Regions from separate parts of the Homo sapiens genome. Here regions 1 and 3 are each linked to region 2. The links are chromatin contacts, found by Hi-C in ENCODE. All regions are on one chromosome and are shown on one strand. The core of a region is the stretch at or near the end of the contact, and the rest is flanking DNA. Distances in the headings are between cores, read along the strand shown. Region 1 holds the start of COG5 (component of oligomeric golgi complex 5). Region 2 holds the start of SMIM30 (small integral membrane protein 30). Region 3 holds the start of DLD (dihydrolipoamide dehydrogenase).

Evidence for each region. Hi-C counts contacts between places; a loop is a spot of excess contacts on that map. Pooled maps may share reads with other maps.
Region 1: a map of CD8-positive, alpha-beta T cell shows a loop between it and region 2 (9-fold over the local background). The contact joins the promoter of COG5 here to the promoter of SMIM30 in region 2. A Hi-C loop is called at or near these places in 3 of 168 maps with a recorded cell type or tissue (CD4-positive, alpha-beta T cell, CD8-positive, alpha-beta T cell and naive thymus-derived CD4-positive, alpha-beta T cell) and 5 of 50 pooled maps.
Region 3: a loop to region 2 is called in a map of CD8-positive, alpha-beta T cell, with 33 times the contacts of the local background. The contact joins the promoter of DLD here to the promoter of SMIM30 in region 2. A Hi-C loop is called at or near these places in 1 of 168 maps with a recorded cell type or tissue (CD8-positive, alpha-beta T cell), 1 of 37 single-sample maps with no recorded cell type and 6 of 50 pooled maps.

The regions. Positions count from the first base shown.
Region 1 is chr7:107,561,678-107,566,258 of GRCh38, forward strand. COG5 (component of oligomeric golgi complex 5) reads right to left here and starts at 2,243. Exons shown (of 22, transcript NM_006348.5): 1 at 2,126-2,243. The coding sequence starts at 2,219. DUS4L-BCAP29 (DUS4L-BCAP29 readthrough) reads left to right here and starts at 2,294. Exons shown (of 13, transcript NR_163941.2): 1 at 2,294-2,532; 2 at 2,911-2,999. DUS4L (dihydrouridine synthase 4 like) reads left to right here and starts at 2,294. Exons shown (of 8, transcript NM_181581.3): 1 at 2,294-2,532; 2 at 2,911-2,999. RefSeq lists silencers at 2,122-2,332, 2,371-2,470 and enhancers at 2,171-2,290, 2,821-4,020.
Region 2 is chr7:113,115,694-113,119,944 of GRCh38, forward strand. It overlaps SMIM30 (small integral membrane protein 30), which reads right to left and starts at 2,861. Exons shown (of 3, transcript NM_001352688.2): 1 at 2,835-2,861; 2 at 2,375-2,468; 3 at 1,025-1,914. The coding sequence starts at 1,885. The coding sequence ends at 1,706. All of the region lies in intron 2 of LOC107986837, which reads left to right. RefSeq lists enhancers at 2,632-3,226, 3,121-3,260.
Region 3 is chr7:107,889,531-107,893,866 of GRCh38, forward strand. DLD (dihydrolipoamide dehydrogenase) reads left to right here and starts at 1,653. Exons shown (of 14, transcript NM_000108.5): 1 at 1,653-1,759; 2 at 3,670-3,748. The coding sequence starts at 1,721. RefSeq lists enhancers at 1,354-1,433, 1,391-2,073, 1,584-1,823 and a silencer at 1,884-1,993.

The DNA of each region.
Region 1 (4,581 bases), core at 993-3,492, 5.6 Mb before region 2:
GAACGGAGCAGAGACTCGGCCGGGCGTGGTGGCTCACGCCTGTAATCCCAGCACTCTGGGAGGCCAAGGCAGGCAGATCACGAGGTCAGGAGATCGAGACCATCCTGGCTAACACGGTGAAACCCCGTCTCTACTAAAAATACAAAAAATTAGCTAGGCATAGTGATGGGCGCTTGTAGTCCCAGCTTCTCAGGAGGCTGAGCCAGGAGAATGGCGTGAACCCCGGAGGCAGAGCTTGCAGTGAGCCGAGACTGCGCCACTGCACTCCAGCCTGGGCAACAGCGCGAGACTCCGTCTCAAAAAAAAAAAAGAAAGAAAGAAAGAAAGGAGCAGAGGCTCCACTTCCGTTGCAATTGAAAAGGCAAGGGAAAAAAGGTGCAACAGATGGTTATACGTTGAGGTTAAATTCATAGGTTTGATGGGCAAGAAATGGAGAAAGTTCACATCTGATGGATCCTCTTTTTCTCCCCAGGGAAGCTTAAAGTCATTTGTTGAGCTTGAAGCGAAAGGTTTGAAAAGGGTAAAGAAGATTTAAACAATCACTGTGGAGAATGGCAGAGAACCAAGGAGGAAAATACAGAAGGCAGAACTGAAGAGTATTTACCGTCCAAGAACTGATTACAATTCCTGAAATACATCCTACTGAAACATATATCCAATGTTCCACTGTTCACCTGGGGAAGTCCTGTCTACAGTTTAAAACGTCTCCACCTAGAAAGCCTTTTCTGACATTTCCTAACCAGTTTCCAACCCCCAGTTATCATTCTCCTCTGTATTAATGCTCTACTTTATATGCAATCCTACTGCTATCTTACATCACTATATTACAGCACCTACCTTTATAGTCTACAAGATTATTTCCTCTACTAGATGGTGAACTACTTGAGGGCAAAAATTGCACGTGTATCAGGAGCAACTGCAAATATATCAGGGTCTCTGCCTTGTATCTAAAGTTTAAATTCAGTTTAGCCAAGTTTTAGACAGAGACCCGGTCCTAGAGTTTCCAACATGAAATAGTTCAGAAAACATCATTGCTTTTGACAAAAGTACATAAATTATCATGAAAAGGCACGTAATTCAGGATGACAATAAAATATTTAACAGTCAGAGAAAATAAACAATAATTTGGAACTTTATTTCATTTATTACCCACTTCGGTCTTCAAATGTGTGCATGTGCTTCTAACTGCGATGATGAATTTAAAAAACATTCTGCACCTACTGTATGCAAGATACTGCTATTCACACTGTGGGATATTAAAAAAAGTTTGCAATACAGAAGAGATTAAAACAAGTATACAAATGATTTTAGTACAAGGTAGAATGCGATGGCCACTAGAGAAAAAATTAAGAACAGGTGAGAAGGGCTTTATTTTTATGCTTATAAATGTGAACTTTATTCTGAAGGATAAGAGATTCGGGACATGGTAACTGGATTGACACAACTGAATATGCTTTTCAAGTATATTATATCTAACTTTTCTTATTTTGGGCAACTTCTCTCCAAACTGACTAGCAATAAAATCTGACTGCTAGATTCTGTACAAATGGTTAATCCCAACCTGAACAAATGTCTCAAACCCTCCCCCACGTGTCACTGTAGATAACTGCCTCATAAAGGAGGAAAAAAAAAACCAGCCTGTAAGAGGGGTCACCTGTACAGTCCATTTGTTAAAGGAGTAAGCGTTTCCAGCTCTACTTTAAAACAAGGCCCTATTTCATTATGCGTCTGCCGTCTGTTCTAGAGCTTACACTTTTGAAGAGCTCGAACGCTACACCCCTTCGTCAAGAACTGCGGCAGCAGCCGGTGGCTGCCAACGCGGTCCACAGGGTTTGGGCTCCCGAAACTTCAGGGAAGCTGGAGGCATGGGGGGGGGGGGGGTCGAGTTGAAATGAGGAACACACAGAAACCAAGTGTCCCCAAGACTCCAGAAAAGAGGGAGCCAGTCCCAGAGTAAATAGGTTGGCTAGAACAGTACCCAAGCCAGGGGGCCGGGCGGAGGGGAGTGGTCACGTCCAGACTGGAAAACTTTCTGCAAAGCAACGGGTTGGGTCCACCTCGCTGTCCAGGTGCGGAGCAGCGCAGACCCCCAACCCCACGACCTGGTCAGACCCCGTCTCCTTACCGTCCTGCAGAAGTTCCCGGACTGTAGCTGCAGCCGCTCCAGAGCCTCGAGCTCCGAGGCCAGCTACAGCGACGCTGCCGCCGCCACCTTCCATGTTGGCAGGTGCCGGGTTGATGTCGTCAGCAGCAGAACGGCTCCGCCCAGGTGGTGACGCAGAATCCCGGCGCCGCCCGCCCACCCAGCCCATGGCTCCAGGCCCACCTGGCGAACTGACTCTCAGCCCGCGCCTGGGCTAAGCCTGGCTAGGAGCCGCGCAGGTACTCGAGCAGTGGGCGCCCAGGGTCCGAGTGCTCTGCGCCCAGCGCACCGAGGGAGCCAAGGCCGTCGGGCCGGCGCTTTCAGCTGTCTCTCGCAGCAGCTCAGGGCCGCGCCCCCTGGGCTGGCGTCGTGCCCTAGCCAAGGAGAAGGTGGGCACCGGAACGTGGCCGCAGCGCTTATCTGTGAAGCAAGTATTAAACCTCAGAACAGGGGCCGCGCGGCGTAAGGCAGGAGAGCAGAGCGGAGGTTTCAGGGAGCTTCGTTTGCCCTCCACACTCACAAGAGTCACGCGTTAGTTGCTACACAGCTTTATCTGTTCCACGCCTTGATTGGCACTCCTGGGGTAATAAAAGCCCGCAGGAAATGCTTGGGAAGAAAAGTTGCTGGGGATGAACAGTGAAGAGAATTAGGGAGAGTCGATGAAGAAGGAAGTCTGAACCATAAAAGGACCAATAAAACTCACTGTCTCTACCCTCCTTCCTTCCCATGAGACCTTTGACCTTTTGCCTTTTCTACTTCTTCCTCAGTTTCAGTCACGTGCCAGACTTTTTCTTAATTACAAACTGATAGATGGTCCACATCTCAACTAACAGTATTGACGCTGTAAGAGCATCAGGTTGGTTCCCATTGTATCTTCTTTACTAATACGTTCGCGTTTTTGACCTAGATTTCTTTCTTCTAAGATAAATACTGATAAATTAACAGGGTCAGGCAACCACAAGTATGCAAGACAGTCTTAAGCTTCTTCGCAAAAAGAAGCTGGAAGATGACTTTTTCATTTTGTACAGTAGGTATGTATCCAGGAAACCAATTTTATCCAGTTCCAGAGCTACGTGGTTTTCTACATTCTGTTTCAAAAAGGTGCTATTACTTATCCTGTGCTTATCGCTGTTCTAAGTATTTTATAACTCAATGCATTTCATACTCATAACACCTCAGGTAAGCAAGTCTTATGCTACACTGCATTATGCTCTCTTTGTCTCAGAGGATTTTCCCTAGTATGTAAGATCTTAGTCATGATGGGAATAGGGGTGATTCATTCATTACTTGTGAATTAGGAATTGTTTTTCCTTCCTTGGCTTTATTCCCCCCAGTGGAAGATTTTAGAAGAGTGAGTAATATTCATTCATACAGCGAAAGTTTTGACCCCTCTACTCTGCATGCTCTCATGAGTTTACAAACATAAGACTCAATCCATATTCTAAAAGGAGTTAATAGGTAAGGTAGGAACCCATTTAAACAAACAATTGTACCAGGTGCTTTGGAATCTTTGGATTTACTTATTCCAGTAATTCCAAGCTTAGCTGCACATTGAAATCACCTGAAGAGCTTTAATAAAAACACTGATGCCTGCATCCTGAGCCCAGACGTTTGGATTTAATTGGTCTAGGGTATGGCTTGGGCATGCTAATTCTTAAAAGCTCCTCGGGTCATTGTAGTGTACAACTAAGGTAGAAAGCTACTGATTGTTTTGTTTTGTTGAGTTGGGGTCTAGCTCTGTTACCCAGGCTGGAGTGCAGTGGCAGGATCGTGGCTCACTGCAGCCTCAACCTCCTGGGCTCAAGGGATCCTCCTGCCCAAGCTTCTGGAGTAGTTGGGATCACAGTCGCTTGCTACCACGCCCAGCTGATTTTTATAATTTTTTTAGAGATGGGGGTCTCACTATATTGCCCAAGCTGGTCTCAAACTCCTGGCCTTAAGCAAGCCTCCCACCTTGGCCTCCCAAAATGCTGAGTTTACAGGTGTGAGCCCAGTCCCCTGAAACCTACTGATTTATTCTTTCAGCAAATAAATATTGAGGCCTTCTGTATGCCATTTACTATGACTGCAGGAGTGGATAAAAATGAAGTAATTCTTGCTAAAATCACTAATGACCTTGTTGCCATTGCGCTTTATTTTTGCCTTACTTTGATGTTTAAGATACCTATCCCCTCCTTCCTTCATAATGGTCTCTCTCGTTTTCTGAGTATCACTCTTTAGGTTTATTCCTCCCAGCTCCAAAGTTCATCTTCAGTCTCTTTTGCTCTCCCCTTTTCCTCTGTTACTTAAATATTGGTGCTTCCAGCGGTTTCTTGCAAGATCCTGACATCCTTAAGTACCTTGGCTATTTTTAATTTCAACTCCTTGCCTAAAGGTTAAAGACTCTAAAGTTTGAGCAATTAGACCATTCTAAAGTTGGCCCATATCTGATTCTTTTT
Region 2 (4,251 bases), core at 1,611-4,110:
TTTCTACATCAGCACCCAATGGGCTGGAGTATAAGAGATGACAATTGTTCTATAACTTGCATCATTCCTTTTTCCTTCTTTAAAACACACAAAAAAATGCAGGTACAATCAAGCTATATTAATTATGAAATGTTTAACTGCCAATTAATTTGAATAAAGACTGTTAGTGCTTCCTCTAGCAAAAAATCGAAACAGCTGTGACAAAAACAAGTGCATTCAGTTTCCATGTCTTTATTCTGTGATGCTTCTTCACTCCTTGTACACTTTAACCAAAACTTTCATGCAAGCCAAGTCAGCTCACTCTAGAATTACACCATAAACAGGACTTTAGGTTGCTAGTGCCTGTTTTTGGATAAAAAATGAGGCTCCCAATGTCATCTGGAGAGCTACAGATTGGAAAATGCATTTTAGGAAAAAATTTCACTACTTACCTCCAGTGTGACCCTAAAGTTTGATTTCCTTAGACTACTTTATGCTGGCTACAACTTGAGAATCAAATGAATCACTGAGGACCCTTGTTAGACATGGAGTTCCAGGCCCCATCTCACAGCTATACAACCAGGAGAAAGACCAGGGAATCAAAAAGTCTTATCAAGTGCCTGGAATGATTCTTGGGCTCAAGCAAGTTGGCAGTCTTCTTAAATTTGTAATGTGCATACAAATTAACTTGGGCTTTGGAAACGAATGCTGTTCCTGATCCAATTGGTCTGGGTGGGGCCTGAGATTCTGCATTTCTAACAAGCCCCAGGTGATGTTGCTGGCTTGAAGACACTTTAAGTAGCTAGGCCAGAGAGGATATTTCGTTTGGCTGGCGTACAAATCAGTTTAAGCCATTTCATTTTCCTTCTATATTTCTAGATTTTCTATCAGGGGCTTCTCTGACCTTAATGCTGCCCAGTTCTCATTATGTCTCTTCAAGCTACCGCAATCAGTTAACACAAGGCATCCTGCCCTTCTCCACTTAGCTCATATAAAAATCCACAATGGATACAAACAGCCCCAAATAAGAAATGGACACGAAACATTAACTTATAACATAATGGGTTTATATTTAATATAGTACTTCTCATCAGGAGGATGTTACTCAGTTAATATAAAGTTTTTTTTCAAAACATTAAATCTCTTTTCCATGTCAATGTCTATAGTTTTTTTTTAACATTAAATTTTTTTCCGCATTTCAGTATTAGATACACTGAATACATTTTTCTAAATGTTTTTTCCCTAGAGATAAAAGTTTTCCTTTTTGCCTGACTCTCTGATATCTAAATATAATATTAACTTGGGAGACAACAAAACAAAAATCTAATTTAAAAGACTCCTCAACGATTCAGGAGGCAGTGATTATAACCGAACAGTGGTGATTTCCTAAGATTCTGGGCAAGAACTTCCTTCTTCCTATTTCACATGCTTTGAGAGAATTCTAAGATTATGAAATATTACTTATGTAAATTTCAGCCATCTTACTTCTTTGACTACCTAACTAGCAAATTATAGGCTGCATTTTTCTGTGCATTATTTGTTGTAAAGAAAACATTTTTTTTTCAATTTATAAATGTATGTTTGTTGCCATTTCATGGAAACAATGAAAAATGTGAAACTCCCTTATTTACTGATTCTTGGAACCTTTCACACACCAAATCTCAGGTTTAGCCTCTAAAGCGCAAAGGTTTTCAGGGTGAGGTTTGACTCAGTAGGCCTTTCAAAGTCACATCTGTCCATTTCTTTTTCGTGCATATACCCCCAAGCAGGCACAAATGCCTGTAATGCTGAGAACCACACCTAACAAAAGGGCGATTGCATCACCGGCTTCTACTGCTTCCACAACAGGCAGCACCAAAAGCAGTGACATGAGGACTAAGGACAACTGTGTTGAAACTGAGGTCATGATGTTGGAATCTTGAGGGCTGAAGGTTCCTAGAAATTAAACATGGAAACAAAAAGGAACCATTAAAAATTCCTCCCTTTTCAAATGACAAAATGAACACATGACAAATAACAGGCCAGCCAATCTTTTGGATACTTTATGAATCATTTCCAATCCATCTCCTCATCTTATAGGTGGAAAAACAGAGGGACGTTAAAGACAGTAATTTGAGGTTCATCTCCCTATCTCGTGATAACACTCTAAACCCAGGAATTTTCCACGATAATGCCAACACCTCGTGCATCAACCAAACAAAAATTGAACAGGAGTTCATAATTAAGAACAAACAGAAAAAAAGCACGAGCCACTAACTTGGAAACTTAAAATATCCTAGTGGGTAAAAATTGTACATTTTCTTAGGGTCTCTCCCATCCAAGAAATGCAGACAAATTTGGCAAAAGTCACACAACATATAACTCTGCGAAGTTGTGGGGAATTAATAAGACTTACCAAAGAAATGGTATATATAGAATTCTATCTGACTTGAAATTTTCCCTTCCTGGAGCTCCGGATGCTGAGATTAAGAGGTTCCACGTGACACGACCTATTATTAGCATGGGGGGTGGGGAGGGGGCGGAGAGAAGGATTTAAAAATTAATTATTATTACTATTATTATTTTAAAGAGGCAGCTAGAGTCAGTGCAGAGCGTGGAGGCCATATGGACGGTAGGGGGATAGGTAATGAGTTGAGAAAAGTCTGTCCAACAGGGAACTAGACTTAAAAGTTGGTCAGTTCACCCACACAAGAAAAGGTAAAAAGAAACAGAACAGAGATAATTTCATTTCAGGACTTGATATTAAGATTTGAAAAAGAATTCGTACTTTGGCCCGGCAAGGTCCAAATTTGCTCCTGTTTTACAAATACACTGGTGCAACCTAAGTATCCTTTGGAGACGAGTTCGTACATTACCTTCTAGGAAGCAGCCATTACAGGAATGGCGAGGAGGGCGGAGTCTCCAAACTACATTTCCCACAATCCCTGCCGCCGCCGACTCCTATGATGCCCCGGCGCGTTCCCCCTATAAGTAGCAGAGGGCGTGACGGTCACGCTCTAGCGGAGGCGAAGAGTCGCGAACGCGCGGGACTTCCTTTCCCTGCCCAACGTTTTACTATTAAATAGATGGTTTCGTGTGTTTATATAAAAGCTCACTTCAAAATAAAAGAAATGATAGCAAGTGTTTTCTACCCTGTTGAGTCTGTAAGGCGCACATGTAATTTTGTCTTTTTCTTCGACTGAAATGACACAGCGGGGAGAGAGAACCCAAGTACAGCCCTCTGTTCCGGGTGCTTTTAAACCAGTGGCTTCCAACGTTTCTGAAGCAGGAAATCTCTGTCACCATCTTCCTAATGAAACATATGCCATTTATTAATTTTTTAGTCAATGGGGAAAAAGCGCGGTTAATAAGACATATCGTAAAAGGTTAAAAAACATTTGTAGTGCAAAATAAAGTTTAGGAAAAATGGGTTTAGCCCTGTTGCAGAAGATCTCTCAGGATTCAGGTCCTAAAGTGACAATCTATTCAGGAGTGCACTGCGGTGATTCCTTCCCACCTATGTTTTTGTGAAACCTCAGCCCCAAATGTCCCTACATATTTGTGAAAAGATGTAAAAATACTGCTTTTAAATCATAAAACAAGAATTAGTTATTTGTATATGTAAGTCGTAACCTTTCTGAAAGGCGCTCTTTCAATTGTCTGCTAATTGTGAACTCCTTACTGAACCTTTCTAGTCATCTGATCTTCTGAACTCTTTCATATTTACTGATTTGAAAATTTATTTGCTATCCTTACATTATAAATTATTAATGATGAGGGTTGGGTGTGAAGCCACCTGCCTGGTCTGAAAGTCCCCTGGTTCAGTCTGTTAGATAATGCAGGTACGTTCAGTTCAATGCCAATAATTAGCATGTATTCTTGTGTTGTCGGTTACCCTTTTTCTTACACGTTCCTAGTCTCTCTAGCAAAGATTTATATTCTTGGCTCCTAACCGGCACCCAGCAGGTGCTCAGTAATGTTGCCTAATAATAATAATGATTTGACTAGATAAATATGCCAACAAGATCTTATGAGAGACCGAGAGGTGCCAAATAAACCAAACCAAGGTGACTAGAAAATTGGAAATCTGAGAATAACTGCACAATAACGTCAGCATTGTTTCTCTAACCTTGATTATTTTAACAAGGTTTTGTTCATTTCATCCTTTGTTTTGAGCTACTTTCGTGCCTTTGTAATCAATTATATTTGGAATAGGAGTTATATTTTTATAGCTTCCAAAATATTCTCTCATATCCTACTGTGAACATTTTGTTTTTCCCTACATGTTTATTT
Region 3 (4,336 bases), core at 403-2,902, 5.2 Mb before region 2:
CAAGTTAGCAAAATAAGTGTGGTCCAATTTCTGGTTATATTCCTTAGCTGGAATATAAACACTGCTAGTGTGGGCTGTCCATTGTTGACATCGCTCCCTCCACCTCCCGTGTGTTCGCATTAATTTATATGCGTTGTGGCTTTTGTTCTAGCTGAGAGGAGAAGAGGTATAGTTGGTACAAGAGATGAGGAGGAATGTGGAGAAATATGGTGAGTGCAGTAAGGAATCTATTTCCTGCCTCACTTCTCATACTGGGTTGAGCCCCTAGGCTTTGTGAATGACAGCTGGAAAGGATGGAAGTGTTTCATTTTTTAAAAATAAAAATATGATATTGTAATTTTGGACAAAGGAGTAGGGAACAAAGCCCAAGAAAGTTCAGGAAAGAATTGTGAGATTTTGTGCATATGGAGCAGTAACTCCTAGACCAGATGTCAAAGACTGCCATGAAGCTGGAGAGGAGACAATTCTCCCCATCTGTGTGGTGGAGGCTGCTCAATGTCCCCCAATTTCGCTTCATCTCATCTTGCTTATTAATACAATTTCAGTTAGGCACTCAGCTGACAGGACTATGTTTCACAGATCCCCTTGCAGCTAGGTGTGGCTTTGTAATCAGATGGAATGAGGGGATATGATTGTAGAAACTGGAGCAGCCATCTTGAATGAAAGATGCAAGGCAAGCTCTGATGATGGCAGAGTCACGAGATAAAAGGAGCCTGGGACCCTGTCACAGGACAGAGCTGCCAGCAATACCGTCTCTATAACAAACACTAAATTTAATTATTCATATCTAAATCTGAACATAGGCAGTAATTTCTAACCAGTGTTTAGCCCAGCACAAGGCCTGGGTGGTAGACTTCCAATAAATGTAGAATTAAGTTTATTCACACTATATAGACTTATTGCAAGGCAAGAATGAGACCTTAGACTTTCGTGCTCAATCTTGAAGACAATGTTTTTCAACCCTTTTCAACAGATTCTCTCTCAAAACCTAAAATCTCATCCACCATCCCACTCTCTTTTTACCAGGGAGATGTGTTTCTCAACTAAAGAAATAGAAGAAAGTGTGTTCTCTACGTATTGTCAGTTAGCTAATTAGAGCAGAATGCTGGTGATGCCAAAATCTGTAGCCCCATCCCTTATATGGCATTTGAGAGGAGCGAGTATAAAGCAGTAGATAATACCAAAGGTTTTGGCCTCAGGGCCGCAGTTATCTCTCCTTTGTGAGACCTTGGGGGCACTGTTTAACCTCTCTGGGTCTCATCCAAGAAATGGAAATACTAATAATACTCCATATGGTTGTTGCAAGGATGAAATGAGATGTCTGTAGGAAGTGCCGAGGAATGCCTAGCACAACCAAGAGCTTGTTGAACTTGTCACGCTTTACTGTCGATAATGTGCATTAAGCAAACGCTAGTTTTATTTGTTTATTTCATCTTCTAAGTATAAGAATACATTGTAGCTCGACATTTTGGCACCAGCCCCTAAAGCATTCCCACCACCACCCCCGCTGCGACAAAGCCCTGCGCTCCTTACGACAGCGTACGACGCCGAGCCTGACAGGAACGCCTCGTGCGGTAGAACCGCGCGGGCCAATCGCGCTGCTCCCGGGTGATGACGTAGGCTGCGCCTGTGCATGCGCAGGGAGGGGAGACCTTGGCGGAGCGGCGGAGGCGCCCAGCGGAGGTGAAAGTATTGGCGGAAAGGAAAATACAGCGGAAAAATGCAGAGCTGGAGTCGTGTGTACTGCTCCTTGGCCAAGGTGAGGGCCGAGTAGGTGAGGTCGTGTTGAGCCAGAGGCACGGAAGGTCCCGCTCAGTGGGTCCGGTACGCGGCTTAACCGTGTTGGGCTGGCGGAGGCGGGCGCCTGGGCCGCACCACCCCTGGCCCCGCCTCTGCACTGGCTCAGCCCGGCCCTGGGCTCCGAGGTGGCCGCTCATCCTGCAGCAGGCGAGGGACGGGGCTGGGCCCAGGCTGTGGCGAGTCCTTTCGGGTTGTGTGACGGCCGGCGGTCACACATGCCACACCCCCAAGCCTGGGCCGAGGGCCATCCCGGTCACACATAGGCCTCTACCTTGGAGGAAGTGTAAGCCACCCATGTCCCGTATAGTCTGGCTTTTTATACCATTTGCCTTTTTCTCATCCTAATTCTGATCCCTGAGTGGCCTAAGTTTATGCAGTGGGCAGGTAACCCTGGGGTCACTTCTTGAATGGTTTAGATCCAGTCAGCTCCAACAGATAGCCCTCGGAATTCCCCTAAGGTCTTGTCAGTGTTGGCAGCTTTCAACTGGTGTTCATTGCCATCTCTCACGACTTCCTGGAGGCTTAAATCTTTAATTGCAGCAGGTTATCAGAACAACTCTCCTTTTTAATCTGCTTACCAGATACAGCCAAATTGTGTGTATGTGGCACCGTGGCTGGGTACTATGTTAGTGGAGACCTTAAAAATAATATAGCGATCAAACCCTTTTGTTTCAGAGATGAGGAACCTGAGTTCTCAAAAGTTAATGTAACATTCTGCAAGTCATGCTTTTAGGGAGCGGCGGAGGTGGGACTGAAACTCAGGATTGTCAATCTGCTGCTTTTTGGGTTTGCTGTCCTGACCTCAAATGTTAAGAGTTGCCTTGGAATAGGAAACATCAGTGTAGGTTTTGTCACTGCCGCCCATTTTCCTGCTGTGAGCAGGGGTTATTTGCTTGCTTGCTTTCTGCCTCATTGCCCTTAGGAAATGGTAGCCGTCCACATATAGAGATTAGGGAGATTATGATGCAATTTGTCAAACTGTAGTAGCACCAGAACGTAAGTACATTACTTGGTGCATTTTCCTAAGTTACCTTGTCTAATTTGCTATTCCTAGTTGATGTCTCAGGAACATCTTCATAGATTGTTCTAAGTAAATACGGACTGTATATACACGCTAGCTTAGAGTTAGGAAACAAAAATTACAGGTAAAAAGATTATCATGTATAGATTATTCAAGTATTTAAGTTAGAACTTTCAGAGCTTTATTTATTTATTTATTTATTTATTTATTTTGAGACGGAGTCTCACTCTGACATCCAGGCTAGAGTGCAATGGCACTATCTCAGCTGACTGCAACTTCCGCCTCCCGGGTTCAAGTGATTCTCCTGCCTTGGCCTCCCGAGTAGCTGGGATTACAGGCACCCACCACTACACCCGGCTAATTTTCTTGTATTTTTAGTAGAGTCGGGGCTTCACTATGTTGGCCAGGCTGGTCTCGAACTCCTGACCTCAGGTGATCCGCCCACCTCAGCCTCCCAAAGTGTTGGCATTACAGGCGTGAGCCACCACGGCCGGCTCAGAGCTTTATGACATTAAAATGATCCCTGGCACTAATAATTAGCCATGTTTTCTGAAAATTGAATAAAAATACCATTGAATACGTTTTTAAAATTAAGTTAAATATGAGATGATTTGTTGACTATTGATAATAAAAAGATGGGTGTGGCAAGCTGAGGCTGAAAAATTTAAATGATTAGTTATTGTCAAAGAGGGGATATTGATCTGTAGCTTCTGTGTGGCAATGGAAGAAGATACACTAATAATCCTCGCTTGATACGTTTGCCCAAAATTGTTCTGTTATCATCAACCTTCAGTAGTTCTATGTTTTGAATTCATATCTTACATAATAGGGACATTTTCTTTTTCTAGAGAGGCCATTTCAATCGAATATCTCATGGCCTACAGGGACTTTCTGCAGTGCCTCTGAGAACTTACGCAGATCAGCCGAGTAAGTACTTAAGTAAAACATTTTTTTCATCACATTAGCTGACAGTTCCTTTCTATTTCAATGTAAAAGCAAGTGAATATTGGAATAACTTATGTTAAGTGTCTTATAGTTCATTTGTTCATGTATTTATTCGTTTGAATGTATATTGAGCTAGTGTGTTCCAGGCGGTGAACAAGGTAAAAAAACCCTGCTCTTATGAAACTTGTAATTTGGTGATAAAAGACAAACAATATATAAGTAATGGATAAATATTTTGGGAAGTAACTGAAAATTAAAGCAGGTAATAGGGAGGAAGAGAGATAATTTTAGATACAGTGTCAGGAAAGGCCTTTCTGAGGAGATGATGTCTGGGCAGGGTCCTGAGTGAAGTGGGGGAGTGAGGTTACTTCAGGCAGAGGGAAACAACACTGAGAAAGGCCTGAGGTGGGACTTAGCTTGTGAAGTTTAAGGAGTAATAAGAAGGCTGGTATGACTGGAGCAGAAACCCATGCAATGTAAAGTCGGAGAGGTAGGCAGGAGACAGATCATGGAGTGCCTTGTAAGGCAGGTCTAGTAGTTTGGATTATACTCCAAGTATGATGGGAAACA